Linked DNA regions of Homo sapiens: region 2 is linked to region 1. A link is an interaction called in ENCODE POLR2A ChIA-PET data of the cell type or tissue named here. Cell type or tissue: OCI-LY7. All regions are shown on one strand. Each heading gives the region's core, and the rest is flanking DNA. Links, peaks and the distances in the headings are about the cores only. Region 1 overlaps TSC22D3 (TSC22 domain family member 3). Region 2 has its middle 36 kb from the start of PRPS1.

Region 1 (15,148 bases), core at 4,997-8,996:
GAGCTGGCTCTTCAGGGCTCAGACAGGACTGGAACTTCTCCAGCTGCTCTGGGCTTGCCAGGGTCTTCAACAGGGTGTTCTCACGCTCTAGCTGGGAGTTCTTCTCCACCAGCTCTCGGATCTGCTCCTTCAGGATCTCCACCTCCTCTCTCACAGCATACATCAGATGATTCTTCACCAGATCCTGCCAATGAGGGAATCATAACAAAGCCATTCCTTAGCCATCGTGGCCCCTCTGCAGCACCTTTGCTCTGTCATTGGTGTGCCTGTGCTGTCCTTAATGCCAGGGCCCTCCAGCCTTCCCTCAGTGAACTGGTCTGGCAAGTCCAATTCCTCGTTCACCTTTCTCTGAAGCACTTAAACCCTCATTCAGGAGAGCTACATGATTTGGCTTATGCTGGAGTTGAGAGCCCAGCTTTGAACTAGATAGGTTCTCCCCTGCAAGTTTCTAATGACTTTCAAAGCTGGCTGCTGAGGGGCCTTTGGGGTGACACTTCTGCTGTTTGCCAGTGGTTTGCTATGTCCCCCTTTTTACATAAGCCCCTACTGCTGCCGATCCAGATCTGGGGGAAGGGTAGACCTGCAATGCATCCCATACTGTTTGTCTGCTGTACAAATCTTAACCAAGAGAATAAAATTGGCTATTTTAGAGTCTCCTCCCCTCCATATGACCCAGCACATTGAATTGCAGCTGTCCTGCAGCCGGCCAGTTAGCACACAGGACATTGGCCTTGGGGAAAGGTACAGAACTGCCGCATCCTCTCTGAATTTGATGACTGCACTGGGGGCAGGGAAGGTGTCCTTAAGCTCCAGGGCACAATTAAGTGGCTCCCAACCGCTGAAGCCCTAACCCTCTGCAGCCATTGTGGCTGCTCCTTGGAGTATGACCTCTACCTGGTAAGGAGAGGGACAGGGGTGGGGTGCTTCGCTTCCTGTTTCCACCCAACTCCTGACCCCAGTCCAGGCTCTGCAGAGGCACTGCAGTGCTGTTGCATCCAATGAGCTCAGCCCCTTGCCAGCTGCACGATGCACACAAATGCAAGAGTCTGAGCTCCCTGCCCAACAACAGGCCCAGGAGAGAGTCAGAGCCTGCGGCAAAGACCTGAGATGGAGGAGGGAGGAAGAAAGGAGGGAGCCCAGGAAGGGAAGACTGGAAATGCCCTAAAAGGTGCCACTCTAATCAGACTCCACCTCCAGTGCGGATAGGAGGCAGGCTGTCGGCTTCCTCAGGGTTTTGGCTAAGGGCTTTTTCACCCATTCCCTCAATCCTGCCCAGAGTTACATAAGCAGCAGCTAAGTCAGGGGATGAGAATGACGCAGTGATGCCACTCACCATGGCCTGTTCGATCTTGTTGTCTATGGCCACCACGCTGGCTCCGGAGGCACTGCCAAGACAAAAAGCAAAGCGACCCATTACCCACTCGGTTCTACTCTTGAGTACATGGCAGTTGTGGCCAAAGTCCTCCATCTGCCTCGGCTCTTCCTCTCTCTCTCCTTCTCGCCTCCCTGGCCCAGAGTTCCGGACAGTTTGTCCCCAGATCCTTCCTTGGCCCCTGCAGGAAGCTGCATCTCCTCATCCAGGCCGGCTCAGCGCTGCTGCCGCCGCCCCGAGTTCCAACCGATCGGAGCTGCTTGCGAGTCCTGGGGCGCGCAGGCCACCGTGGCCTGCTCGGGCAATATGCAAACAATGGGGCTGTGCGACCCGGGGAGTCCCCCACAGCCGGCCTACAAGGTCCCAGGCAAACCTACCCGGCTCTGAAGCTAGCTAGGAATTCCTTCTCGGCTGGTAAGCTTCCGGCCTTCTCCCAAGCGGCGCACGGCGCTCGGCCAGCCCCCTGCCCAGCCCTGTCTGGTCCTGCCCGCCGCCCCTCTGCCTCCGGCTGCCTCTGCGGCTGCAGCAGCTGGTTTTCACGGCGCAGCGGCCGCAGGGACGCTTCGATGACGGATCCCAGAGCGGCGGTGACCCCCCCCTTCCTGCGTCCCCTCCCCCCCGCCCCTTCCCAGGATGCTGCACCGCGGGGAACAGGGACCGGCGGCACACAGCTCGCTCAGAGACCGGGCTCCTAGCCCAGCTCCGGCCGGCGCCCCGGCTCGGGAGGCGCCGGAGCTGGGGCCAGCGGTTACCTGTTGTCCAGCTTAACGGAAACCACATCCCCTCCAAGCAGAGAAGAGAAGAAGGAGATGGAGAAATTGTGCAGCTGGTAGACCGCCACCTCCATGGGGGTCTGATACATTTCGGTGTTCATGGCTCGGGCTGCTAGGAAGCTCTGGCCGGGTTTCGTGCGGGGCTGGGCGGCTGGGCGGCTGGGTGGCTGCTGGCAGGCTGCGCTGGGCTGGGCTCTGCGCTGGAGTCCGGCCCTGAGGCTAGGAGCGGGGCGAAGGCTGCAGAACGAACCCAAAGCCAAGCAGGCGCTCCAGCTGGAGTTGAAGGGAAGTGACTCGAGGGGTGTCACCTCGTATGTCACAAACTCCACGGCCGCCAGTCCAACCCAGACTCGGAGATATTTTGGCTCCTGCTTCTTTATATAGGAGGAGCCGGCTGCGTCACATGGCGTCAGGGGCCATGCAAATGAGTCCTGTACCGGGCTTTGTGGCCCAGTTAAACCACATCCCCTCCCTGAACCTTAGGCTGGGACTGTAAACAGTTCAGCACTTTCTTGTACCAACTGGCATCTCCAAAGAAGGCTCTGGAGATCGATAAAAACCAAACTGGAGCTGATTTCTAGAGAAATAAGAAATACAAATGCCCTAACAAGAGGCAGAGGGCATTCAGTAAAGAACAGCGCTAGTTTGAAAAGCTCTTCTTCAGGTGGCAGCCAGCATGCCCCCATGGCTTTGCATGCTCTCCCATGTCATACTCCCTGGACACGCGCCCTCACCATCACGGCCTCACCCTCTTCCCAGTCACTGCCCTCTCAGTCTCTCCCCTGCACACATACTTTGTCACCTGCACATTCACTCTCTAATCAACTCAGCTTTCCCCTCACCAGCCAGCTGGCCTGCCGACCTGCCCTGAACCCCAGCACTCATCCACTTGCCCCTTCCTCTGAATGTTCAGGTGTGGGAGTACTTGTCTGTGGACCGGCACATGTACAGATCTGTGACATGCATGTAATGCATGCACAGGTCCATGCTAATCTACAGATGCATATGTATGGAGGAGAGGGTGTCCGGGAGCTGAGGTGAGTGGGTGAACATGTATGGGAGAGCAGCTAGGTGGGTGACAGAGGAGGTGAGGAGGAGACAGGGTATTGGAGTGAGCACTGGAGTGACCACAAGATGCCAGCCCTTTTCTCTTTAGTCTCCACATTCTACTCTTTGAAGAAAATACATTCAACATTATCCAGGATCCCGTGTCTCTATTTTTTAAAAACACAACTTTGTTACTTTTCTTTAAAACAGCGAATGACAATAACACTCCAAACCAAAGGTATACATTTATATAAACGATCCCAGGAAAACACCTGCCCTGTGATGGGCCCAGCCATGCACAGCATTAGAGGTACTTCAGGAAAAACAGACTCCAAACCATAAACAAGATGAGGTGATTGTTCCATAATAAAAGTTACACGTTTCCATTAAAATATATCTTATTTATATTCAGCCTCAAGCTGAGGGAAAAAAAATAAAGGCACCAGAGACTTGAGGTCCTTTTCTTCTGCTCCTTCCTAAGTGAGGCCACCTGGTGGACAAAAGCAGAATTTCCACCAGAAGGAGCAAGAGGGGCAGGGACAGGTGATGCAACCGGGAATATTATTTACACCAACTCAGGACCAAAGGAGAACATTGGGTTCCACCACATATACAACAGTTTGGATGAAGTTAAGGCCAGTACCCATGAATCAGTGCTCCACAGGCTGTGGTCCAAAGAAAGATCCTAACGCAATCATGCTATTGGAAAAGTACTGGGGCCTCTTATCAGCAAAGAAGGTAATTATTGTTTGCTTCAGGACATTTATCTTAACCAGGTGCCTGGCACTAACACCCTGGCCAAGGCCCCAGCCAAATGCAGTCTGAAGGCCTTGATTTCCTCCCGGCTTCCAGGGCAGTTATGCCACTGAACAGCCAACATTTTTGGCTATGGTGTGGTGCTCTATTGGTGGATTCCAGTGGTGATAATATGTGTACAAGAGCCATTATATTGCAAAGTACTGACCAATAGAACTAAGTAAACCTGCTGCACTAGCCCGGGATGGTGTTTTTCTTCATCTCACTTTAGGTGGGAGACAATAATGATCTCAGGACATTCTGTTAACTTTAAGACACAACCTCTCTGAACACGGTGTTTGCACTAAGACATGTGTAGTAGACAGAACAAAGTGCAGGCTATACTTATGGGTCATCAAGAACATTCACTAAAAAAAAAAACCTCTTAAATCAGGAGCTTAACTGGTATCAGAATTCCCTGATATATTAATATTAATTTGCCCTCTGCACCACATAGAGTTTTCTTGGTTCAGAAAGTCTCCGAGCTGACCTTTCATTGGCTTGTTAATTTTTCCTCAACTATTGCTTTCCCCTCCCCCGAAGATTCCAAGGAAGATGATGAGAAGAAAAGGGGACAGAGAAATAAGCTGGGCTGGCAGGGGAAAAACACCACCAGGAAAACAGGGCACAGGACAGAAGTAAAAACAGCTCCTTCAAGAGGGACTCCCTTATGTGGAGACAGAGGCAGAGAAATCCAGGTGGTATGGGAAGGGAAGGCAAAAGGGTTAAGGTTCCCAGCAAAGCTGCATTTGAATTGATCATTAATTTGTCTACGGCCATACCACCCTGAACACACCTGATCTCGTCTGAGTTGTTCATTAGTTATACTTCAATTATAAAAGCAAATTGAGTCTGAGACTCACTGACAATAATAGTTACTATTAATAGAGCATCAGCTATGGGCAGACACTGTGCTGGCTGCACCACCAACCCCAAGGTTTAGGCACTGTCACTATCATTTTACAGATGAAGAAACCAAGGGTCTGAGAGGCTACCTTGCCCAAGGCGGCAAAGGTAATAAATTACAGAGCTAGAACTGCAGCCCAGGGTCTTCCTGACCCAGAGATCAAATCTGTTCCTACTGCACTGATCAGTGGGGCAGGGAATAGGTTTGTTGAATGGTTAGAGGCTTGAATGAGTGAGTTGAGGAAGTTGGTAGGGGGTTTGGAGGTGCCAGAGAGTGGTAAGGAAGAAGAAAGGGTGAGAAGCAGCAGCCCTACTATTAGAGAGGTCCAGAGACTGCCTTTGAGTTCTGCGAGCCTTGGCTTTTCTGACACGTGAGGCAGAGGAGAGCTGCAATGGGTGACTGGAACAATATCCAACTGTCCAAATGAGCTTTATGAGACGGCCATGCTCAACCACATCATTCCAAAAGGCAGCCAAGCAATCCTCAAAGAAAGCTATCTGTTTGGGAAATAGGAGACATTAATCTAACAGGGTGGCTTCCAGAATGGAACGTGTAGGAGAGTGTACAATATTCCAAATCAAGTATGGAGTCTTGGCAGCACAATCACAATGCAGTCAAACTTTGAGTTCCTGGAGCCCCACTCACCGGCAACTCTTAATTAACTCCTTTTTCCCCCTATTCCAGCTTTTAGGAAAATGAGGTCAATAAGAAAACAAGTTCGTATCAAAGATTTAGTTAAAAAAAAAAAAAAAGACTTGGAAAGGAGGTCCCAGGTTCAGCCCAGACTCAGACAAGCTCTCATCCTCTCTACATCTCTGGTTCTGCTGAGTGAGATGTGATCACCCTGAGACCTTATGATCCTCCATTAGGAAAGAATGAATGGATCCCAGGGTCCACTGGCTCCCTAAGGGAAGAATATGGACTTAAATGTCTCTGTAGAAAGATTTTCTGGCCAGGCGCAGCGGCTCACGCCTGTAATCTCAGCACTTCAGGAGGCTGCGGTGGGCAGATCACCTGAGGTCAGGAGTTCGAGACCAGCCTGGCCAACATGGTGAAACCCAGTTTCTATTAAAAATACAAAAAATTAGCCGGGCATGGTGGCGCATGCCTGTAATCCCAGCTACTCGGGAGGCTGAGGCAGAAGAATCACTTGAACCCGCGAGGCGGAGGTTGCAGTGAGCCGAGATCGTGGCATTGCACTCCAGCTTGGGCAACAAGAGCGAAACTCTGTCTAAAGAAAAAAAAGAAAAGAAAAGAAAAAAGATTTTCCAACAACAAGGGCAGGGGAGATAAGGGTGGGTAGGAAGGGTGGGGGTGGGGGAAGGAGGAGGAACCCAAAGAGTTTTCTGCTTAACCCTCAGCACACCAGAAAATTTCTCCACCCAGAATAGCTATGCCAAACCTTGCAGTGAGTGGAAGTTTGTGCTGTACCTATCCATGATCTGATCCAATATTGAGACTCTCAGGGTCCTTGTGTCCCGTGGAAGTGGGCCCCAAACAGGAAACAGTGGCCTAGGCATTCAATGGCCCAGCTACCCCAACATTCATAAATGTTGCCAAATTCTCTTTCTGACATCCCACAACTCACAATGTAGGCTGGACCCAGAGCCAACACGGCAACAGCACCTCACTGAGGAGCCAGGCCCTTTGCTGGCTCTCAGCTGTAGTCTTAAAGGGACATAGTAACAAAACAGACATGGCTGACCCTACCTTTCTCAGGGGCGACCTTCTAGATGGAGGGTGGCGTAATGAGGACAGGGCCAATTCCCTTCATTTCAGGAGGCTTTGGAAACCAGCATATTCCCTTTGAGCTGAAAGAAGTGCCTCAGCATTTCCCATTCATCTTTTCCCCTTCAAAAGCCAGACTGGACTCTCTAGGACAAGAGCCCTTCCTACGTCAGGTTCCCATGGGACAGTAGAACAGAGACTGGGCAAAGTCTGGGCAGCATAACCCCGGGCAGGATCTCAGAGCCCTGATGGCGTTGGACAGCAGATTCAGGGCGGGTGCGGTAGGTTGGGGGTGGTGATGAGGGGGAACATCTCACTTCCCTTTTTGTTACACTTGAAGCACTGTGTACCACACAGCCAGAAGGAAACTATTTATAGGTAAGTCTTCCTTATTTTCTACAGGGAATGTTCCACCCAAAGGTTCGGCAATGTTGCCAGCAAAACACAGGGTCCTGTGTCAGGAGAAGCGGAAAAAGACATGATGCGAGAGGTGCGGGAGAAGCCACAAAGCAAACACTGGGTTAGGAGCTGGAAAAGGAAATACAAAAAGGATATTGAGCACTAGAGCGTTAACACAGTGTTAATGGGATGGTTGAAAAACATCCCTCCCCACTTACTCCTCCACTACGGGCCCCCTCCATCTGAAGCACTGTCTAGTTCTAATTACTTACTTGTCCCTTTTTCTGAAGAGGCTGGAGGAATAAGGAGGCTGAAATGCCATGGTTTAATTTGTCCTTGCTTCTCGCTTATCTTCTCTCTTCCCTTCTGGTTCCACTCCAGTGTGGGAGACTATAGACAGGAAGGCCACTGCCACTTACATAGTTACTTTGGTTTCATGGAAAATCCCCAAAGTCCAGAAGGAGGGAAGCAAGAAGGAAAGACAGAGAAAGAGAAAGTGCCTTGTTCTCTGTGGATCATGTGAACTGCCCTGCATGGCCAGGGCCCAGAGCTCCGAATTTCAGGGGCAGGAAAATGGGGAGGAGAATGCAGATGCAGATGCAGAAGGCGATGATGAGTGGGAGGGAGCCCAAGGAGAATCTTGGTGGAGAGATGGACACTGTCTTGGAAAAGCAGCTCTAGCAATTGATTTGGGGCAAACTCTGGCACAGAATGATGGCAGGAGCAATGAATTGTGCCTTTCAGCTTCCTCCTGTCCAAGGTCCCATGTGAGCATCACAAACAATCTCTGAGTGACACAAGGGATGACGGGCGCAACCAAACCTTGTTTTAACAAGGCATTCTACCCCTCCTGCCCTCACTCAGAGAAGTAAAAAACTGCTCTTGTCAAATCACCTTCATCACCCTAACTTTGGTGGCTCACCATGCTGGGGGGTGGTTTGTTCTGCCATGTCAGCAGGACTGGAAGTATTTATTGGCGACTTATCCAGGAATGCAGTTTAGCTCAGTGGATCTTAAATTTCATGAACCTTGTGTCAATATTTATGCTTGTCTCCCTTCCCCTTATGCCTTCCAGCTGGGAAAATTTACCTCCATAATTTTTCCAAGCCCTCCTCTTATTTTCCACCCTCCCTATTGTCCATCTACAAGCAGGAAATAGATATACCTGAAAAAGGCGGTTGGTAAAACTAACCTTGGTAAATGGAGTCACTGTCCTCCTTTCCCCTGCCCATGCTAGTTGCCATTATCATTTAATTCAATTCAAATCAGTTCAATTCAAAGTTGTATGCTTATTCAAAGCACAAGGCACATTTCAAGGAAATTAAAAAAAGTAAATTGGCAGTACAAATCCAAAATTGTGCTTCCTTCCAGAATATTCTAGGTCTGTGGCCAATTCAGAAGTCTCCCTACTGGTTAGACCTTAGTGAAATGTTTGCTTCAGGAAAAAGCCTCGGGCTTGGGGGTGCTTGGGTTGGGGGGTGGCCTGGGGTTGGGAAGGACCATGCCACTACCATCTGGGGCATCATTTCATGGGGCAGAATGAGGCATGCTTTTCTTCTCCCCACCCTGCCCCTCAACTGGTGCCCACCTAGATAGGATAATGCAGCAGCACGAAACTTAGGGTTTCTGTGGGATCTACCACTCCTTTAACATTGTGGCTGATAGTGCCAGGAAAGGTCTCTCACCCTGATTCCCTTCCTTAACTGCAGGGCTTTGTAAAGCAAGGGAACAAGGCACAGGTATTTGCTTTCTGAGTTGCTAGTCCCTTTCTTCCAAGAAGGTGGTCTTTGTTTAGCATGGGCTCACCTCTCCGTGCCAACTTCTCGATCTTTGTCCTTTAGCCAGCTCCTCTCAGCCTTATACTTATCCCACCTCTTTCAGAGGCAGGTGCTAAGGTTCCTTGCCCTCTCCTACAGACCAACAAGCATCTTCAGGTAGGCAAACAGGCTCCCTCGTCACAGCCCACCCTTTGGCAATCCCAGTGTCCTGCAGCCTTCCCAGGGGCTGAGAAAGAAAGCAGCAAGACTATGCCACTCTCCACATTTATGTGTCTGCACCAGCCCTCCACCAGTCTATCCAGGCCAGCGGGACACTGGCAAGGCCTCTCTCCATCCACTCTGCTCTGTGGAACAGTTCCAAGAGCCGAAATTCCAAGCCATTTTCTCTGGCAGTTGCCAGGGTTACTTTGAGTAGCATGTGAAGGACTTGGGGGCTATTGGCAATGCTTGGAAGACAGCAACCAGGAGGATCTTGTTGGGGATGGGGGTGCAGCAGACGAGGGGCTTGTGAAGAGGGCAGGAGCACCTGCCTCCATTGTGGGCCTCGCTATAGAATGGGTGATCTTTGAAGTGGCAGAGGTTCTCTAGGGAACAAAAGGATGGTTAATAATGCTGGGCTCTTTAGTTCCTTGGCTGTGATGGGTAAGCACTGTGAGCCTCCTAGGGCCCTCGCTTACCTCACAGCAGAGCTATTCACCATGAGCTCATTTGAGGTAGCTCCTTGATTCTCAGTTGTGGGACTCTATCACATGTGAAGAGGGGCTCTGCAGATTGCAAAGGGCCTCTGGCTCTCCAGTCATCACCAACCGCTGCCTCCCACCTTCCAGGATGGATAGAAGGCAGCCTAGCTGGGGTGGGGGCAGTGGCAGGAGGAGGCAGGGGGCACACTATTGCCAGAACAGAAAGAAAAGGAGAAACAGGGCCAGCTTCTCCCTGGGGAGGGCCCCCCAACCATGGGAACAGCACCAGGGATCTCAAAGGAGTGTTGGAAGGGCTTAAGGAAGGTCTCCTGGCCTGGTTTGAGAATCACTGACAAGGAATACACACAACTTCTCGGAAGAAAGAGTAGCATGGAAGCACGTGCATTTGTGCAAACACCCTCTCCAGCCTTTCACACAGTCTAATAATTCACAGATAGCCAGGCAGAGTGGGGCATCCGCCCCCCTTCCCCTATGTTGTCACCTTCCCCATGACCCCAAAGGGACAGTAAGGCCACAAGACATAGCAAGATAGCAATGCAGGACACTCTAGCCCATGCCAGAATGTCAAAAGTCATGGCCTCTGCGCTCTCTGACATCCAGAGCTAGCTGTGTGCTGTGCAAGGGTGACAGGTGACAGGGTCTTAGGGGAAGCTTGAGGTGGTATTCAGATGGACACGGGGGAACCAATTTGAAGCCTCATACTGCATACTGGGAACGGGAAGTCCTGGCACTGCCAGAAGCACAGTTTTCAAAGATATCAATCATGCATTATAATGGGCTCTTTTAAATGAAGGAGAAATAAAAACAAGTACCATTTGTGCACAATCAATCATATGGACGCCTAAGAAATGATTCCCACAGGCTCCTCTTGAGGACAGTTCTAACTAGAGCCAGTCCTGGCATAGAGGCCCTCTGTGACTTGAGAAGTGTGATCTGAAGGGTGGTGAGAAAAAAAAAATCCCTCTCAGTCAGAGCTGTTTTCCAGACCACTACTGTGGTCCTTACAAATGCCACCATGAGAATCATGCCTTTGGATTCCAATGATCTCTCCTGGAGTTCTTCATTTATACTTTGAGGAATGAGAACGCCTTCTTTTCCAATGCAAAAAGCCCTGGGAAGGTGCCATATTCAACACTATCAGTTCAAATACTTCAGTATGAACTAAATTATAGTATTACTTTCAACAGAGTAGTCAGTGGCCAATCAGTGTCAGCAGACAATTGGACACACAGCAGGTAAACCTTGATGGTGGGCTGCAGTGGGCCTAAGGGAGATTGTGGAAAATGCAGGCGTCCTGGGCTGCAGCCCTAGCATGTCTAGTGGAATAGGCGTGGGGCGGGAGAAGGGTATTTCTCAGGTGTTTTGGACGCAGCTCTTTTGACACCAGTCCATGGAATTGCTTTTAGGAACTGCTGGCCTAAAGGTAAGAGCCAAGAAAGGGTCTATCTGAAGAGCCCCTATGGTGCCAGGGGCACTGAGACCCATTTCGTGTGACACATTCGGACGAGGCTTGGCATATTCTAGGCCTGCTGTCTGTTCTGCCCTTTCTTTCCCTCTCACTCCTGAAGGTTTGACCAGAATGTGAGTGAGATCTACTATGAGAGAGATGATCCTGAACATGCTGTGATTTATATTCAAATCTTTGGCAATTTTTGCCTCTCTGTTAAGAGGAACGGATGCCTTTTAAGATACTTCACAGCGGTCAGTGGAAACTCTCAGCCTGGCAGGTCAGGGACATGCGGCGGGGGAGGGGTGGGCATCGTTGTGGGAAAGAGAGAACCCAGCATAGAGAAGGGGAAGGGACTGGTTTTTCTCTAACAGCACAGTTTGGTCAATGAACCGGCCCAACCTCCCTTCTACAGGAACCAGCTCTTCTCCAGCCTTGTGGCTGTCACTGCCCGGTCAAACCTGGGTCAATTCCCAGGTGAGCTGAAGGGGTGTGACTCATTCCCCCCTCAAAAACCTGCTGGGGCTGACTATAAAGACTTGCCAGGATCTCTGCAAACATGCCTGTCCCCACCCTGATCCAAGCCTGGAACTCACCCCTGCCTACCATCCTCACCCCATTCCATTGCTTGTGAGCCCCTCCCTGGCAACAAGGCCATCTCCCCTGCTCGCTGACTCCCCTCTCCAAGGGGGAGTAGGAGGGGAATTTACTGTTGTCTGTGGTATGCATCCAGACTGTCTTTTGGCCTTATTTTATTTTATTTTATTTTTATGTTTAATTTACATTGTTTGCTAGGTTTGGGCTTAAATAAACAAAAGCTATGCTTCTCCCCAAGGCCTAGACTTCCTGGTTGCCTGCCAGCAACAGAGTGACCCTTTTAACCTCTTCTCTTGCTCCTTGAGACATTCAGTGTTGGGGGTGGGGTTGAAATAAAAAGATATTTAGGGTCAAAAACCTGGAAATTCTTAGTGCCAGCCTAAAATAACATCCCCGGCCCTTGCCGGCATTATGAATGTTAAGCACTGAAGCCACCTTACCAAGGACAGGGTTCTTTTAAAGCCCACAGCAAGATTGCAAAAATAAAGCACATAAATGGAAAATTCTAAGTATTGGCATTGATTTCTTTTCTTTCTTTCATCTTCTTTTTTTTAATCTACTCTACAGATGTCTTCGTACCACCAAGCAAAGACAGAAGTGCCCAGGTCTCTGTGGGTGGGGCCTCTGTGGCACGAGCAACCTTAAAGACCTATAGACACCAGAGCATGGTGGGCCTGACCAAGAAGGCTTCCTGCCAAAGCTCATACACCTTAAAAAATAAAAGGAACACTAGCCCCTATGTCCTAGGGATAGAGCTCTAACAGCAAACTAACGAATCCTGGTCAACAGTTCTGACATCCTGTTATTTGCTAAAACTAATAATACCATGGAGTTTGTTGACAGAGTTGCAGAAGAGCTAAAGTAAATATGGAAACCGAGGAACAGCCAAGTATAGACAGTTACTAGCTCAGCAGTTGAGGGGACGAGAGTTTCACAGATACTCCTTGGACATCTTGGGGCACCGGGGACTCAGCACGATTGGGAGATAACCCAGAAGGCATTTGTCATGTCACAGGGTGATTTATCTCCAACAATAGGCTGCTGCAATGATGGGTTTGGCCTACAGAGCTGATACTGAGCTCTCAGACAGACAGCAATGATATGAAAAATTGAGAGGGACTCCCTTGATGCATTTGTGAAGGGAGTTATGCCCCAAGAAACATCACTTTAGTTCCCATTTTAAACGAACGTGTTCAAGTGGGAAGAAAATATGTCAGAAGGCCAGAGTTCTTTTCCACCTTGGCCACTAGCCAGCTGGCGACTTCATGGAAGACCTCTAAACTCTCTATGCTGCTAGATCCGCATCCCTGAAATGGGAGTAATGCCACACAAGGTATGTATGTTTTATGGATACCCTAATGTCTGGAAACATAAACAAATCATTTTATTTATTTTTTTTTTTTACAGATTAAAGATGTCTTTGATGACTTTATAAATATTTACCTATGGACTTTATGGACACCCTGTAGGTAGCATAGCTGAGCTCTTTGGAGAGCGAAAAAAAGGGCTACGTGAATGTGATAAACTCTATGATAAATAGAAATTCTGGTTCCCAAACACCGCTGGCAAAATGGCTCCCCAAGTGAACAGCCCTTTTCACACTGTTTCAAATTCGTCTTTCTAACCTTCTGTCCAGTTTCAATGTTTGTTCTCATGGTTTCACATATACTGCTATGGGGAGGGGGTAGTTTGAGAAGTTGTTGTTAAAATGGAGTCTATATTTAAATTATTCTCCTGAAGGTCCTAGCAATGTTTCCCTGTATGTAGAACTTCTAATTTGCACAACGTTTTGACCCGAAGAACCACTTTGATAGTACAAACAATCAGTAATCAGTAAGACCTCTATTCTTTCTAGCACGACTGAAGGCACAGTCAGACAGGACCACGACTGAAAATGGGCCGTGCAAGGTCTCAAGTGAGCACTGATTGGCTTTCTAGACTAGAATATAAACCTTGTGAGGGCAGGGGCTTATCTTATTTACTACTGTACACCTAAGGCTTGGACCGGTGCCTGGCACACAGTACAAATGCAGTAAATACATGCTTAGTAAGAAAAAAAAAAAAGGTTATGTATGTGTTAGGACTTTGCTAATGGCCTCGTGGAGAACTATAGGCACATTCATGAATTAGTCTTCTGTTAGTTAACACTTTAATTTGGGGACAATCATTGTCTGAGAGAAACTGTGCAGTTACAAACACAAAAGACCTGTGAAAATCAAACATACTTGGGAAACCCAAACATAGTTTAATTGAGTAAGTGGCCGCTAATGACCTGGAAGCAAGGCTCAACCACTTAAACAAAAGGGATAATTCACCCATGTGTGTGCTCCTGGTTCTCCACTAATGCTAGGACTTTGGTCAGTTTCCATCTTTAGCTAAAGGCGCTGGGTCAGTTGGGAATAGGTCACCCACAGTGAGCAGTAGAGGGTGATAAAGCCCAGGAGCAGGGTGGCCAAGTCTCAGCTGGCACCAATATCAAAGAGGGATTTAGGGCTAGCAGGCCTGACGCTCTGAGTGAGTGGCAGCCATACAGCTGGAATGATGGGAGTGGGGGGAGGACAAAAACCATCTGGACTAAAAATACTCACTAAGATAAAGGAAATTCTCACCATTAATGTCACCCTTGGGTTTGAAGTCTTGAGGTGCCCTGTTAAAATGGAAAATCTTTCTCAGAAGGGGAATTGTTTAGTTTTTCTCAGGGAAGGGATGTGATGACCTGCCTCAGCTTGGTCAGAATAGTGGGAGGGGCTTCTGGGAGAAGCAACCCAGGCTGGCTAAGTATAGACTGGTGGGGTGCTGCCTAGGGTGGGGCCTCACAATGGGTCCTGGTTATCTGGTGGCCTTGGGATTTCAGGGGACAGGCAAATGTGGCCAAATATTGAAGACTCGCTGGCAAGAAACCAAACTGCCTCTGAGTGGGCAGCTTTAAGAGGAGTAGAGTTTAGGGCAAAGGAGATTGTTTTCTCCTTCTGTTCTTGGTAAATGAAAGCAAGCTGTTATGAAGATGTCGTGAGGAGCAGCAAGGCTGCCTTGGGCATATTGGGGATGTTAATCTTCAGTGCTCCCTGCCTGGGAGACCCCGTTTGCTTGCTCATCAAAACATCCTCCCTGGGTGCATCCTCCCCCAGCTCTACTGCCTCATTTATACGGTGGCATAGCTGAGAAATTAACCCCCAGAAGAGTCTGTGGCTGCTGGGGTTGATGGATTCTCCTTCCCTGGGGTAATTTCTTTTTACCAAGAGCCTGCTGCGAACCCAAAGGAATGAGTCTAGTGGGAGAAATTCCAGGCAGAAGGGCAGGACGCTGGAGGAGCTTTCTTTGACCATTTTCTGCTACTTTCTGCTGGCAGTGGCCTTCTCTGCCTGTGAACTAGGCAGCCCTGGCAGCAGAAACAATACTGACACTAGAGCTGGCGAGGGAAGCCCTTGCCCCTCATCACCACTCCTTTTTGCCCTTGTAAAATTCTGGAAAAACCTCAGCCCTGGAGCTCCCTCTAGTTTGACCAGGTGATAGCCAACTCCCTGACACCAGGCAGAGCTGGGCCGACAGAGGGAGGCAGGGGAGTGGGGCTGGGCATCCCCCTCTCCACCCCCGGGGCCCTGTT
Region 2 (15,148 bases), core at 6,107-10,106, 56 kb before region 1:
GGTGATCTTCTTACTGCTAGGTGGTGGTCAAATCAACATTCCTCTATATCTTCTGACACCACCCCAGCAAGGAAGGGGAGGCTTGCCTTATTACAGCCTAGTAGGGGTGGAAGTCCAGCCTCTCCACGTGGTCTCCACAGACACCACTGGAGGCAGGATATTGTTACCATTCAGCGGGGAAGAAAGTCCCAGCTTCCTACTTGGACTTCTCTGACACCTACCCCAGCAGGGGCTGCAGGTGGGTGTCTCGTTACATGAAGTCCCTGCTCTCCACTCAGGCTTTGCTGGTGCGGGGCGGGACACAATTTTCCTTGTGGCGTGTAGCTACAATGGAGTGATCAGCATTTAAAACGTTCTTTCTAGGCTGCCCTTTTTCTGGTCCTTTGCTGAGAGAGAAGACTTTGTTTTGGTCTAAACCCATTGGCATTTCCATGTTGTCAGCTTCTTCAGCTCCAAGTCAGGGATATAGGAGGCAAAAAGCACACCCAAAAAAGAAAAAAAAGTGAAAACCCAAGGAACTCACCACAAGGAACTACTTTATCTTCCTAGAATGTTACATGCCTTTAAAAAAGCAGAAAGTGCACAATGCTTACATTTATAGCTAAGCTGGGTGCGGTGGCTCATGCCTATAATCCCAGCATTTTGGGAGGCTGAGGCGGGAGGATCGCTTGAGCCCAGGAGTTCAAGACCAGCTTGGACAACATAGTGAAACCCCATCTCTACAAAAAATCTTAAAAAATTAGCCAGGTGTGGTGACATGTGCCTATGGTCCCAGCTACTTAGGAGGCTGAGCTGGGAGGATTGCTTGAGCCCAGGAGGTTGAGGCTGCAGTGAGCTGAGATCATGATACTGCACTACAGCCTTGGTGACAGAGCAAGACCCTATCTCAAAAGAAAAAAAAATTATAGCTCAATGAATTTTCAGACACTGAACATACCTGTCATCCAGATAAAAAACCAGAAGTCCCCTCTTGTCCTCTTCCAGCCACTACTTTACTACACACAAGAGTAATCATTGCCTGGAGGCGTTTACCTGGCCTGCTTAGCAGTGGGCACTGACAGCTTGAGACCCACTCTGGCTCAAAGTTCTTTCCAGACTGTGTGTGTGCATATGGGTTCTTGCACATCTGTCTGACTTCCTCACCTAGGCACCTTAGGTTAGAAAGTTCTTCACAGACCTTGATTCAAATTTGAATTACATTAATTCCCAGAAGTGCAATGTAGTGGTTAAGAGTATGGGATTTGGAGTTGAACCTGATTTCAAATCCCAGCTCTATAACTTCTTGGCTGTATGATCTATAACAAGGTAATAACAGCACTGACCTCGGCATGATGTTGTGAGGTTTAGGAGAAACAACTCAGGCTGGGCATGGTGGCTCAGGCTTGTAATCCTAGCTCTTTGGGAGACCGAGGCAGGAGAATTGCTTGAGGCCAGGAGTTTGAGACCAGCTTGGGCAACATAGTAAGAGCCTGTCTCTACAAAATATATATTTTTAATTATCCAGGCAAGGTGGTGCACATGTTAGTTAGTCCCAGCTACTCAGGAGGCTAAGGTGGGAGGATTGCTTGAGCCTAGGAGCTCAAGGCCGCAGTGAGCCATGATCATGCCACTGCACTTCAGCCTGGGCAACGGAGTGAGACCCTGAGGAAGGAAGGAAGGAAGGAAGGAAGGGAAGGAAGGAAGGGAGAGAGGGAGGGAGGGAAAGGAAAGAGAAAGAAGGAAAGAGAAGGAAGAGAAAGGAAAGAGAGAAGGAAAGAGAAAGGAGAGAAGGAAGGAAAGAAGGAAGGAGAGAAGGAAAGAAGGAAAGAACGGAAGGAAGGAAGGAGAAAGGAAGGAGGGAGGGAGGGAAAAAAGGAGAAAGGAAGGAAGGAGAAAGAAAAGAAGGAAGTAGGAACAAAGAAAAGCAGAGAGAGAGAGATGAAGAGAGGGAGGAATTACGTGGTGAAGGATGAAGTGAACAGCGGTGCTTGGCATATAAGCCAGCCCTCAAACAAGGGTAAGTGTTACTATCCTTATTATTATTATTAAGGCTACTGTGAACACTAAATGATATAAATTATGTAAATTACCTGATAAGGTTCCTGGCACTCAGTAAGTGTTAGTTCCCTTCCTTCCTCCCTTCAGGGGAGGACTAGGGAGTAAGTACTTTTTGTAAGTTTGTTCTCCTGGGTTGAAGGGAGGGAAGGAAAAGCTCCAAGGAGGAGAGTGGCTGTACTGTGGGTGGTGTCCTTCTCAGTACTTCCTGGGAGTATGCGGTGTGACAGCTCCCACCACCTCTCTCTGCCTCCCTTTGTGCCCCTACTCAGGACTCCATCAGCAAAGGCCTGGATGGAGCAGAAAGCAATGATGATGGGAAAGCCAGCCCCTCTCTACGGGTTGAGGTTCACTTGGCCCCATAGTTTGAACACTATTCTACTTCCCTCTCAGTATGGTGGAGTAAGGGCCCTGGAGGGCTCTGGGCTAGCACAGGTGCACATCCTAGCTCGGCCTCTGTGAGCCCTTTCTTCCCTTTGGCAAATGCCACTGACTGCTATGCCCAGGCTGCCTCAGTGAAGTCCCGAGATGGCTCCCAGTACCCCAATTTGGGGGTTCCTGGGAGAGCTTGTCACCAAATGTCCAAATACAGTTTGACATAACCTTCATTTTCAAACTATGTCACATTTCTGTGAGGATACAGTATCTTGAAATTAAACAGATCTAGGGCATTACAGTTCCACAAAGTTTTGGGATCAGCTACTCTCATAATTGAATGTAATTTATGAACTCCTGATCCACCTTGTTCCTCTGCAGAGAAATTTGCTACAGCCTCTAGATTTATGAAATTGCCCTTCTCTCTGCAGACAGCAGAGGGCCTCATTAGCACAAACTCAATGTCACTGGCAAATATATGGGAAGGAAAGTTTGCCAAGGTTCTAGAAGCACAGCAAAACTTTGATTAACATAAATAGGCAAGAAAATTGGCCAGTCAGCTTAATTCCCTAAAAAAAACCCTGGATTTCCTGAGTTAATAGGGGTTGAGCAGAAGCTTCTTGCTGTTCCACCCTTTGTGGTCGAAAATTCATCCAAAATTCCCAAATCCTCTTTGCTCCCTCAGCTGGTAATAGGGATCCTGGATAGAGTTGCCAGATTTAGAAAATAAAAATACAGGCCAGACGCGGTGGCTCACGCCTGTAATCCCAACACTTTGGGAGGCTGAGGTGGGCGGATCAATTGAGGTCAGGAGTTTGAGACCAGCCTGGCCAACATGACGAAACCCCATCTCTATTAAAAATACAAAAATTAGCCAGGCATGGTGGCACATGCCTGTAATCCCAGCTACTCAGGAGGCTGAGCCGGGAGAATCACTTGAACTTGGGCAGCAGAAGTTGCAGTGAGCTGAGATCGCACGACTGCACTCCAGCCTGGGTGACAGAGCATGACTCCATCTCAAAAAAACAAAAATTAAAAAAAAGGCCGAGTGCAGTGGCTGACGCCTGTAATCCCAGCACTTTGGGAGGCTGAGGCAGGCAGATCACTTGAGGTCAGGAGTTCGAGACCAGCCTGGCCAACCAACATAGTGAAGCCCCGTCTCTACTAAGAATACAAAAATTAGCTGGGCATGGGCCTGGCGCGGTGGCTCACGCCTGTAATCCCAGCACTTTGGGAGGCCAAGGCGGGCAGATCACCTAACATCGGGAGTTTGAGACCAGCCTGACCAACGTGGAGAAACCCTGTCTCTACTAAAAATACAAAAAAGAAATTAGCCGGGCATGGTGGTGCATCCCTGTAATCCCAGCTACTTGGGAGGCTGAGGCAGGAGAATCGCTTGAACCTGGGAGGCAGAGGTTGCAGTGAGCCGAGATCACGCCATTGCACTCCAGCCTGGGCAACGAGCGAAACTCTGTCTCAAAAAAAAAAAATTAGCTGGGCATAGTGGCAGACACCTATAATCCCAGCTACTCAGGAGGCTGAGGCAGGAGAATCACTTGAACCTGGGAGGCAGAGGTTGCAGTGAGCTGAGATCACGCCACTGCACACCAGCCTGGGCAACAGAGTGAGACTCAGTCTCAAAAAAAAATTTTTTTTTTAAAGAAAATAAAAATATAGGATGTCAGATAACAGGTCTGGACATTATATATTGAACCATAAGACTCCGAAAGATGGAGAGAAGGCAGATCCAGTAGAGACCTCAGGACCTGAGGCAGTGAGTTCCCCGGGTTTTCTTTTTGCCTCACATATCCCAGACTGGGTTCTAGAGAGACTGGCTACCCAGAAACTCCAGTGGGTACACACAAAAAAAGCCCTAACAAAATCTGGCTCTCTCTAGGGAAAGGACCAGGCAAGAGGCAGCCTATCAAGACATAAAACCTTTAGACAATAACCAAACACCACAAAGCCAACTGGCCCCACCCCACCCATGTCAGCAAGGGCCAAGTGGGAAGCCAGGTTACAAGAAGGTATTTCCAATCTCCCACCAGGTTTCAGAAAAGGCCAGTACAGAGCTGGGATTTTCACTGCCACCAGATGGTCACAAAGCTATGCAACACTGGGGACATATACCAAAACGTTCTTTTTCTGAGATTCAAATTCACCTGTGCATCCTGGTTTTGATCGGGCTGCCCTGACTGTGGGTGAATCTTGATTTTCTGACTGAGGTCTGGCCACCATAAGATTGTCAGTCTGAACACCATTAGCCCAGACAAGGAGATGGGGGAAAAGTAAGTTGAAGAGGCTGAGCTGAGTGGGTAGTTCATGGGTAGTCCCTCCCATTGACAACTGCTTTCTTTAATTCCCCATAGCTGCTTGTTTTCTTCCTAATTGCTCATTTCTTTTAAATGCCAATTGCAGGAAGAAAACTAAACAGTGTAATTCATGTGTGTGCTCCAGGCAAACTGAGCTGATTGTCTACGAGGCACCTTATTGTGTGGATTAAATAAGATCATGTCAATGAAAGCCCCTTAGCATCCAGGAGTTGCTCAATAAATGTTACTTTCCTTCTTTCCTGAAACATCAAGGATAACTTTAGACATCCTCAGCCTGGCTGTGGCTCAGAGAGAAAATCCAGCTGACCTTCTGATCCCTGAATGCCATTATTATTTTAGTAACCAATGCTTTTATTGAAAAAATAAGCCATGGTTAACAAAAATCCAGGCAGTATAAAATTGTATACGATGAAAAGGAAGTCTCTCTCCTATCCCAGGGCACAGTCCTCCACTTCCTCTCCCTAGAGGCAACCACTGTTACCAATGTATTCTTCCAGAGGAGTTCCATGCATATGCATACCTATATATAACCCTCTCATTTCCCTCCAATGTGAACATACTAGACACACTGCTCTGTATCTTCACATGCTATTTTTAGCTCCTAATTGCCTGGCTGCGGTGGGATACAGGCAGTTGATCCTGAGGGTCCTTATGAAAAACAGCCCTTTGAAACTTGTTGCTACCGCTATTGAAAGGATGTTGTCAAGGATGTTGTTCATTGTATCCCACAGTATCGTCTCTGAGGACCCCCGGGAGGAATTCCTGTCTGATCTTAGTACTGAAAACACTTGCCCTTCTGAGCGATTCGTTTGTTTTTATCTCCTGGACATTGTGAATTGTATAACAACAAGGTTTCCCCTTCCCTGTTGGCTGCTAGAAAGCTTTAGTTAGAGCCAACTTTTTGGCCCACCCTTTGTGGGAGCAGAGGTTTTTATGGTATGTATCTGTAGCCTGATGCTTGGCCGTATTTTGTGTCCACCCTCCCCTGCTTTTCTATCTTTAATTTATGCTGCCTTGACATACCTTGTGTGCCCTGGCAAGCTACCTGAAATCACTTCTGAAAAAAGGCAAAGTTGGAGTAATTAAATAACTGCCTGGCTCAGCAGCTCACTACCTTCAGTCTCCACCCACCCTCTCTTAACCCCCATCGTATCCTCTCAGCGGCTTCCTGGTGCTCCCCGCTGGCCTGTCTGGCAACTACTCTCCCCTTCAACCTTTTGTCCTATCTGGCCCCTCATTGCTCTTGGGCCTTGCAGGTCCGCTACTGCTTGCAATGCCCCCACCCCCCACCCCCCGGCCCACATCCTCACCTCCATATGCATCATGTGTAGCCATCAGATGCTTGCTTTGATCATTCTAGGACTGAAAACTCAGGCCCTTGGCTACATATTAGGACTGTTCTCTGTCTTTCCAAGGTTCAGTAATGCATGCTGCTAGAGCAGAGCCATCATAAAAGAAGGCTACCTCTCTGGACCAACCTGGGCAAAACTCCAGGGGCCAGGCGTGATGGCTCACGCCTGTAATCCCTACACTTTGGGAGGCCAAGGCGGGTGGATCAACTTGAGGCCAAGAGTTGGAGACCAGCCTGGCCAACATGGTGAAACCCCATCTCTACTGAAAATACAAAAATTAGCCAGGCATGGTGGTGCACACCTGTAATCCCAACTACTCAGGAGGCTGAGGCAGGAGAATTGCTTGAACCTGGGAGGCAGAGTTTGCAGTGAGCTGAGATCACGCCACTGCACTCCAGCCTGGGTGAGAGTGAGACTCCGTCTCAAAAAAAAAAAACTCCTGTGGAGGCTGATGAGATGATGTATTGCATAGAGGAGATGAATTCTTTTGAAGGGAGCAGCATCCCAGGGCAGCTAACCTTGTTTCCAAGGTGAAGAGCTTAGAGTCTGAAGGGCCAGGAAGGCAGAGTGGTCGTGAAAAAAGCATGAAGGCCCTACAGAAAAATTAGGGCACGCAAGTTCTGTCTGTTCCCCCACCTGCCACTGAGTGGCTAGGCAACATCAAGCAAGTCCTGTCTGTTCCCTGGACCATGCTTTTTTTTTCTTTTTTGAGATGGAGTATAGCTCTGTCGCCCAGGCTGGAGTGCGATGGCACAATCTCAGCTCATTGCAACCTCCACCTCCCAGATTCAACCAGTTCTCCTCCCTCAGTCTCCCAAGTAGCTGGGATTACAGGCATGCGCCACCATGCCGGGCTAATTTTTGTATTTTTAGTAGAGACCGGGTTTCACCATGTTGCCCAGGCTGGTCTCGTACTCCTGGCCTCAAGTGATCCACTGGCCCCGGCCTCCCAAAGTGCTGAAATTACAGGCGTGACCCATCATGCCTGGCCTTTTTTTTTAAAAAACAAAACAAAACAAAACAAAAAAAACTAAAACTAAGAGGGTTGTCTCTATGTTGTCCAAGCTGCAGTGCAGTGGCTGTTCACAGTTGTGGTCATAGCACACTATAGCCTTAACCTCCTGGGCTCTAGCAATTCTCCCACCTCAGCCTCCAGAATATCTGGGACTACAGGTGTGAGCCATGGTGCCCCGCCTGCATTTCCTTTTGATGCCTCTGCAGCATTGTCCATTTCTCACTGCAGTTAGATCAAGTGACTCGTAATAAATGTCATTTTACTGTTTTCCTGATAGTCCTATCTGAGCTGAACGTGCTCAGCAGTTAATAGTGGCCTTTTTACATGGAGTTGCTATTTTTGGTTTTAAATATGTTTGATTCAGAAACCCTTGAAACAAAGTATAGAAACAATAACAGCTGATTCTAATGATTCATACTTACTGGGTCTATATGTACCAGTCCTGTTCAAAGCACTTATTTACTTATTTTGAGACCATTACAGTGCTGGGATTACAGGCGTGAGCCACCATGCCCGGCCTGTTCAAAGCACTTTAGATTGATTATCTCATTCTTCACAACATCCCAGTGAGGTTGGCACCATCATAATAAGCACTTTATGAAGTCACAACCCAGATTTAACAGATGTTCACTTTTTGTCATATTTACCCTAGATCTTTTTTTTTTTTTTTTTTTTTTGGAGACAGAGTCTCGCTGTGTCGCCCAGGCTGGAGTGCAATGGCGCGATCTCAGCTCACTGCAATCTCCGCCTCCCAGGTTCAAGCAATTCTCTGCCTCAGCCTCCCGGGTAGCTGGGATTACAGGCGCCCACCACCACGCGTGGCTAGTTTTTTGTTTTTGTTTTTTGTGTGTGTGTGTATTTTTAGTAGAGACGAGCTTTCATCATGTTGGCCAGGCTGGTCTTGACCTAGATCCTTTTTTAAAAAAAGAAGAAAGAAAACATTGCAAACACGATTAGCATTCTCCCCATCCATTCCCCTTTTACCCTCCCCATTGGCAACCATTATCCTCAAGTTGGTAGTTGGTGAGGGTCCTTCCTATGGTATGGTTTCATACCTTTACTACATAGTATATATCCATAAATATAATATTGATTTCTGAGATTTTTTTGGCATCCATTATTTCTGTTTTGTTTTTGTTTTTTGAGACAAGGTCTCACTCTGTCACTCAGGCTGGAGTGCAGTGATGTGATCTCAGCTCACTGCAACCTCCACCTCCTGGGTTCAAGCGATTCTTGTGCCTCAGCCTCCAGGGTAGCTGGGACTACAGGAGTGCACCACCACACCCAGCTAATTGTTGTATTTTTACTAAAGATAGTTTGGCTATGTTGACCAGGCTAGTCTCAAACCCCTGGCTTCAAATGATCCACCCGCTTTGGCCTCCCAAAGTGCTGGGGTTACAGGCGTGAGCCACCACTCCTGGCCCAATTTCTGAGGTTTTAAAAATTTTATACAAATGGTGTTATAATGCACATTTTTTTTTAAATACAGGGTCTGTCACCCAAGCTGGAGTACAATGGTGATGTTGGCAGCTTCGATCTCCTGGGCCCAAGTGATCCGCCCCCCTCAGCCTCCCAAGTAGCTGAGACTACAGGTGCATGCCACCATGCCCAGCTAATTTTTGTATTTTTTGTAGAGACAGGGTTTTGCCATGTTGCCTAAGCTGGTGTCCAGCTCCTGAGCTCAAGCAATCTGCCCACCTTGGCCTCCCAAAGTGCTGGGATTACAGGTGTGCAACCACTACACCTGGCCCTACATTTTCTTTTAAAACTTGAGTGATTAATTTTGTATCTTGATACAGTGATGACCTCATTCACACAATTGGATTCCAGATCATAAAGTGTCAATAATTAGGCCACATTCAGACTCATCTTCACCATAAAGCTCTTAATTCCCTCACAGCCTTGGGTCTCAAAAAGTCTTCCCACCTGCCTTTCATGGACCGGCTTTAAGTCTTTAGGATAGAATAAATCTAACTAGCTCCTATCAGGTCATCAGCCAGGAATTTCCTCAACTTTTAACTTGCTCCACCCAATTCTCTGTATTTTTTTTTTTTTTTTTTGAGATGAGGTCTCGCTCTGTCACCCAAGCTGAAGTGCAGTAGTATGATCACGGCTCACTGTTCATTGACCTCCCAGGCCCAAGCAATCCTCTCACCTCAGCCTCCCAAGTAGCTGGGACTACAGGCATGCACCACCACACCAGGCTAGATTTTTTATTTTTTATAGAGGTGGAGTTTCCCTATGTTTCCCAGGCTGGTCTGGAAGTCTTTGCCTCAAGCAGTCCTCCAGCCTTGGCCTCAAAAGTGCTGGGATTACAGGAATGAGCCACTGCACTTGGCTGTGTATCTTTATTCACCACCATAACTGTCTTCCTTCCAACTCATCAGATCCCAGAGCTTCAGTGATTACCTATTGAATGACTGACTTGCCAATCTGTATCTACAAAGGCCCTATTTTTCTCCTGTGCTTCAGGGCTGTATATCTATCTGCCTAACTGGACACTCTGTCTGGACGTCTTATAGGTATCTCAGATTCAACCTGCCTCAAACTGAACTTATTTCCACCCTCCTAAAACAAGACACAACTCTTAAAATAATTGTCTACACGCATGGCTTCAATGTTTTACTTCCCATTTACTTTTTTTTTTTTTTTTGCCTCCGCCTCTTGTGTAGCTGGACCCAGGCATGAGCCACCACACCTGGCTAATTTTTATTTTATTTTTTTTTGTAGAGACTAGGGGTCTCGCTATATTGCCCAGGTTGGTTTTGAACTCCTGGCCTCAAGTGATCCTCTCACCTTGGCCTCCCAAAGCACCAGGATTATAGACATGAGCCACCACACCTGGCCACTCTTCTTTTTTAATCTGTTCATTTTCAACCCATTCCAATCTAGCTTCCATCCCTATCACTTCACAAAAGCTGTTCTTGTCAAGGTCCCTGATTTCCTCCAGTTTACCAATCCCAATGGTCAATTGTCTATCACTATGCTTCTTAGCACCATTTGTTCCACTGATCACTCAGTCCTTCTTGAAACTCTTTTCTCACTGGGCTTTTGGAACTCCTTCACACTTTCCTGGATTTCCTACCTCACTGGCTGCTGTTCCTCACTCTCCTTTGCCAAGCCCTTCTAATCATTCAGCTCTCTAAACATTGCAATGTCCCAGGACTTAGTCCCCAGATTCCCTCTTCTTCTCTACCTGCACTCAGTCCTCAGGCAACCTCATTCAGTTTCATTGATGATGAATCCCGATTCCCAGCACCACTCCACACCTCTTCTCTCAACTCCAGACTCATACAGCCAACCACTTACATGACATTTCCACTTGGATGTCTCACTGATATCCCAAAAAAATCTAGCCAAAACTGAACTCAAGTTTTGCCCAAATCAGACTTCCCCACCTTAGGAAATGACACTCAACAAGTGGCCTTAAGCAGTAAACCTAGAAGTCATCCTTGACATCTTCTCCTTACCTCCTGCACCCCAATCCATCACTGCATCCTGCCAATTCTACTTCAACATAGGCTTATTCCCATCACTTCTCACCACTTCCATAGCTTTCACCCCAGTCTAAGCCACCTCATTTTCTTTCCTGGACTTCTCATTGGTTTCTGCCTTCAATCATGCCCTCTTATAATTCATTCTCCATATAACAGTCAGATACATATTTAAGTCAAATATATCAACTCCCCTACTCCAAATTCTTTAACATATGCCCATTGTCCACAATATAAATTTTTAAAACGTGTGTGGGTGGTGATTTTTTGAAACAATAGGACGTTTTAAAAAGTTTAAAAAGGCTGGGTTCAGGCCAGGCATGGTGGCTCATGCCTGTAATCCCAGCACTTTGGGAGGCTGAGGCGGGCAGATCACGAGGTCAGGAGATCAAGACCATCCTGGCTAACACAGTGAAACCCCGTCTCTACTAAAAACACAAAAAAATTGGCCGGGCGTCGTGGCAGGCACCTGTGTTCCCAGCTACTTGGGAGGCTGAGGCAAGAGAATGGCGTGAACCCAGGAGGTGGTGTTTGCAGTAAGCAGAGATCGCGCCACTGCACTCCAGCCTGGGCGACAGAGCGAGACTCCGTCTTGAAAAAAAATAAAAATAAATAAATAAATAAATAAATAAATAAATAAATAAAAAGGATGGGTTCAGTGGCTCATGCCTGTAATCCCAGCACTTTTGGAGGCTGAGGCAGGAGGGTTGCTTTGAGAGCAGCGTGGGAAACATAGGGAGATTCCACCTGTAAAAAATTTTTTTTAAAAAGTAGCCGGGCATGGTGGTACATGCCTATAGTCCCAGCTACTCATGAGGCTGAGGTGGGAGGATTGCTTGGGTTCAGGAGGTCAAGGCTGCAGTGAGCCGTGATGGTGCCACTGCACTCCAGCTTGGGTGACAGAGCGAGATCTTGTCTCAAAAAAAGTTTTTGTTTTTGTTTTTTTTTTAAAAAAAAACCCTTTTGACATAGGTAAAAGTGGAGCTATTCTATTAGGCTGGTGCAAAAGTAATTGTGGTTTTTTTGGAGTGGAGTGTTGATCCTACAGCCCCATCTGCCCACTGTCCTCCTCCCTCCTGCCTCCACTCTCACCACCAGCAGCTACTGGGGTAGTTCCACAGAGGCAGCTCTGTGGAACTTTAGTGCTCTGGGAAGCTCAGCTGGAAAATCTGCAGGATAAAGTCCAAACTGTCACACAACAAAGAAAACAATAAGAACAATAGAAAAAGACTTCCCCAGCCAGGCATGGTGGCTCATGCCTGTAACCCCAGCACTTAGGGAGGCCAAAGCAGGCAGATCACTTCAGGTCAGGAGTTCGAGACAAGCCTGGCCAACATGGCGAAACCCCATCTCTACTAAAAATACAAAAATTAGACGGGCGTGGTGGCACGTGCCTGTAATCCCAGCTACTCAGGAGGCTGAAGCAGGAGACTTGCTTGAACCTGGGAAGTGGAGGTTGCAGTGAACTGAGATTGCGCCACTGCACTCCAGCCTGGGCTACAGAGACTCTGCCTCCAAAAAAAAAAAAAAAAAGAAAGAAAGAAAGAAAGAAAGAAAAAGAAAAAAGAAAAAAGAAATAAAAAGAAAAAGACTTCCCCATGCTCTGGGTCCTGCCTCCCTGGCCTTCTTGCATCATGTTACCCCTGCCTTGCTCCTTATGCTTTAGCTACAGCCAATCCTTGGCATCTCCCTCAGCACCCTAGAAGTTTTGACCCTCAGCACACAAGCTTCCTGTTCCCTGGGGGCGTGCCCTATCCTCTCTGCCAGGTGTTGGTCTGACAAACTACTCTTTCAAGAGTCAAGACAAAAGTCAGCTCAGAACTGTCTCTGGGAAGTAGTATTCCCTGACTCCTCTTGGAAGAATTGGTGGCGTGGTGGTGGGAGGTGGCTGCTCCTCCTCCTTCCTCCTTCCTCCTCCCCCATCCCCCTTCCCCCTCCTCCTCCTCCTTTTTTTTTGAGATGGCGTTTCGCTCTTGTCACCCAGGCTGGAGTGCAATGGCGCGATCTCTGCTCACTGCAACCTCCACCTCCCGGGTTCAAGTGATTCTCCTGCCTCAGCCTCCTGAGTAGCTGGGATTAAAGGTGCCAGCCACCACACCCAGCTAATTTTTGTATTTTAGTACAGATGGGATTTCACCATGTTGCCCAGGCTGGTCATGAACTCCTGACCTCAGGTGATCCACCCACCTTGGCCTCCTAAAGTGCTGGGATTACAGGCGTGAGCCACTGCGCCTGGCCAGTGGGAGGCTTTTTCAAACTCAGAGTGCTCAGAGAATTGCATTATTTTGGCCTGGGTGCCTCGAGGACAGCTATCTTATTTTGTTTATCTCTGTATGCCACAGTGCTTGGTTTGTAACAGGTGCCCAATCAACGTTTGGAGAATGGCCCAGTAGACTGAAGTGATGAACTTGACCCTATTAATAGACCCTATTAATATGGTACTTTAACCAACAGGACAAACTAGATATGGCTATCTTTACTGATAAGAAAGAAATACACTGAGCCTGGCTTCTTCTTTCCCACCCTGAAAGATATAAACAATGTATCCCTTCTGAACTTAGCAAGTTCCTGAAGGGAAAGACAGGCTTCTCAAAGCCAGCTGGTGTTGGCAGCCTTCTTGAACCATATTTGGCCTGAGTGGGAGCACAACAGGACCTCCAGGTAATGAGCACACGATCACTACAATGTGTGGAGCTGCAGAGTGAAGAAAACAAACATTGTATTCTTTATATTGTTTACACTAACTTCATAAAAGCATTTCACACAGGTGGAGGGGCAATGACCCAAGAAGACTATCAACAGGGAGAAGGGGGGTAGTGGGGAGGGAAGTCTGCAAATTCATCAGCAATCCTCCCTGAAAAACATGCTGAGGTGGCTCCCACTATCTACCTCATGTTTTTTGTCAAAGAAGCAGCAAGGGAAAGAGGACTTAACAAATAACAGCTGCCATTTATTTAGGCTATTAATTTTTTGAGACAAGGTCTTGCTCTGTCACCCAGGCTAGAGTGCAGTGGCGCGATCTGGGCTCACTGCAGCCTCCGCCTCCTGGGTTCAAGTGATTCTCCTGCCTCAGCCACCCGAGTAGCTGGGATTACAGGTGCGCAGCACCACGCCCGGCTAATTTTTGTATTTTTAGTAGAGACAGGGTTTCACCATGTTGGCCAGGCTGGTCTTGAACTCCTGACCTCAAGTGATCCACCTGCCTCGGCCTCCCAAAGTGCTGGGATTACAGGAATGAGCCACTGTGCCTGTGTCTGGCTATTTAGCCGTTACTATGTACCAGGTACTGCATTGATGGCTTTGTGTATATCAGTTAATTCCTAATAACCACTTGAGATAAATATTATTATTATCCCCATTTTACAGATGGAGACACAGGCATGGCAAGGTCAAGTAGCTTGCCTGGTGTTAGACAAGGCAGCATTCAAACCCTTGCAGTCTGGCTCCAGAGCCCCTGCCCTTAACTGCTGTACCACACTGTCTCCCAGTTTTTTGTTTGTTTGTTTTTTGAGATGGAGTCTTGCTCTGTCATCCAGGCTGGAGTGCAGTGGCATGATCTTGGCTCACTGCAGCCTCTGCCTCCCACGTTCCAGTGATTCTCCTGCCTCAGCCTCCCAGGTAGCTGTGATTATAGGCACACGCCACCACGCCCAGCTAATTTTTGTATATTTAGTAGAGATGGAGTTTCACCATGTTGGCCAGGCTGGTCTCAAACTCCTGACTTCAGGTGATCAGCTCGCCTCGGCCTCCCAAAGTGCTAGGATTACAGGCGTGAGCCACAGCGCCCGGCCCTGTCTCCCACTTTTAAAAGTCCATTGCGGCTGTGGTCCTGGCTCTTGGGGAGCTGACAAGAGGGCAACCAGAGACTGACATGGTCTTCAAGGGGAGGGAATGTGACCATAAGTACACTGGGTAGAAAAATAGAACAGGAAGCCCAGAGAGGCTCACCAGTCACCAGTCACCACTCAGTTGGTGCTGGGACTCATTGGTGACGGGGTCGGGGGGTAGGGTGGGGTGAAAGAAGGTGCTTTTCCAAGAGGTGCTGTTGTGTGCACAGAGACAAAGCAGAGCTGGGGCAGAAAGCTGGGAAGGCAACTTTCTTCTGAGGGGGGCCAGACCACTAGGCTGCCTCGGGAATGGGCAAACGGCCCCAACAGCCACTCCTAGGTATATACCCCAAAGAATTGAAAGCAGAGGCTCGGACAGATACTTGTACACCAATGTGTTTACAGCAGCATTCTTCACAATAGTCCAAAGGTAGAAACAACCCTTAAGTGTCTATCAATGGATGAATGGATAAACAAAATGTGGTATATCCATACAGTAGACAATTACTCAGCCTTAAAAGGAAAGAAACTCTGGCACATGCTACAACATGAAGATTATGCTAACTGAATAAGCCAGACACAAAAGGACAAATATTGCATGATTCTGCTTATATTAGGGACCTAGAATAGTCAAATTCATAAGAGACAGAACATAGAATGGTGATTACTAGGGGCTAGGGGGAGGGGAGAATGGGTATATTCTCTACCCTCACTCTGG

The links. ChIA-PET counts read pairs that join two places held together with the same protein. Peaks named below come from ENCODE experiments on the same cell type or tissue, not always from the same donor. Only the 100,000 strongest peaks of a DNase experiment are listed, where the experiment ranks them.
Region 2: POLR2A ChIA-PET joins it to region 1 with 5 read pairs; 30 of 35 experiments call an interaction of 5 or more read pairs at or near these places.

The regions. Positions count from the first base shown.
Region 1 is chrX:107,714,566-107,729,713 of GRCh38, forward strand. It overlaps TSC22D3 (TSC22 domain family member 3), which reads right to left. Exons shown (of 3, transcript NM_198057.3): 2 at 1,334-1,385; 3 at 1-184. Among named protein-coding and RNA genes, the nearest start is that of TSC22D3, 54 kb to the right of the region's middle. RefSeq lists enhancers at 2,117-2,196, 7,015-7,174, 10,816-11,317. In OCI-LY7, for the core only: no CTCF peak of the experiment used is centred there; a DNase peak (open chromatin) is centred at 6,906; H3K4me3 peaks cover 1,142 bases; H3K27ac peaks cover 999 bases.
Region 2 is chrX:107,657,080-107,672,227 of GRCh38, forward strand. No RefSeq gene overlaps it. Among named protein-coding and RNA genes, the nearest start is that of PRPS1, 36 kb to the left of the region's middle. In OCI-LY7, for the core only: no CTCF peak of the experiment used is centred there; no DNase peak of the experiment used is centred there.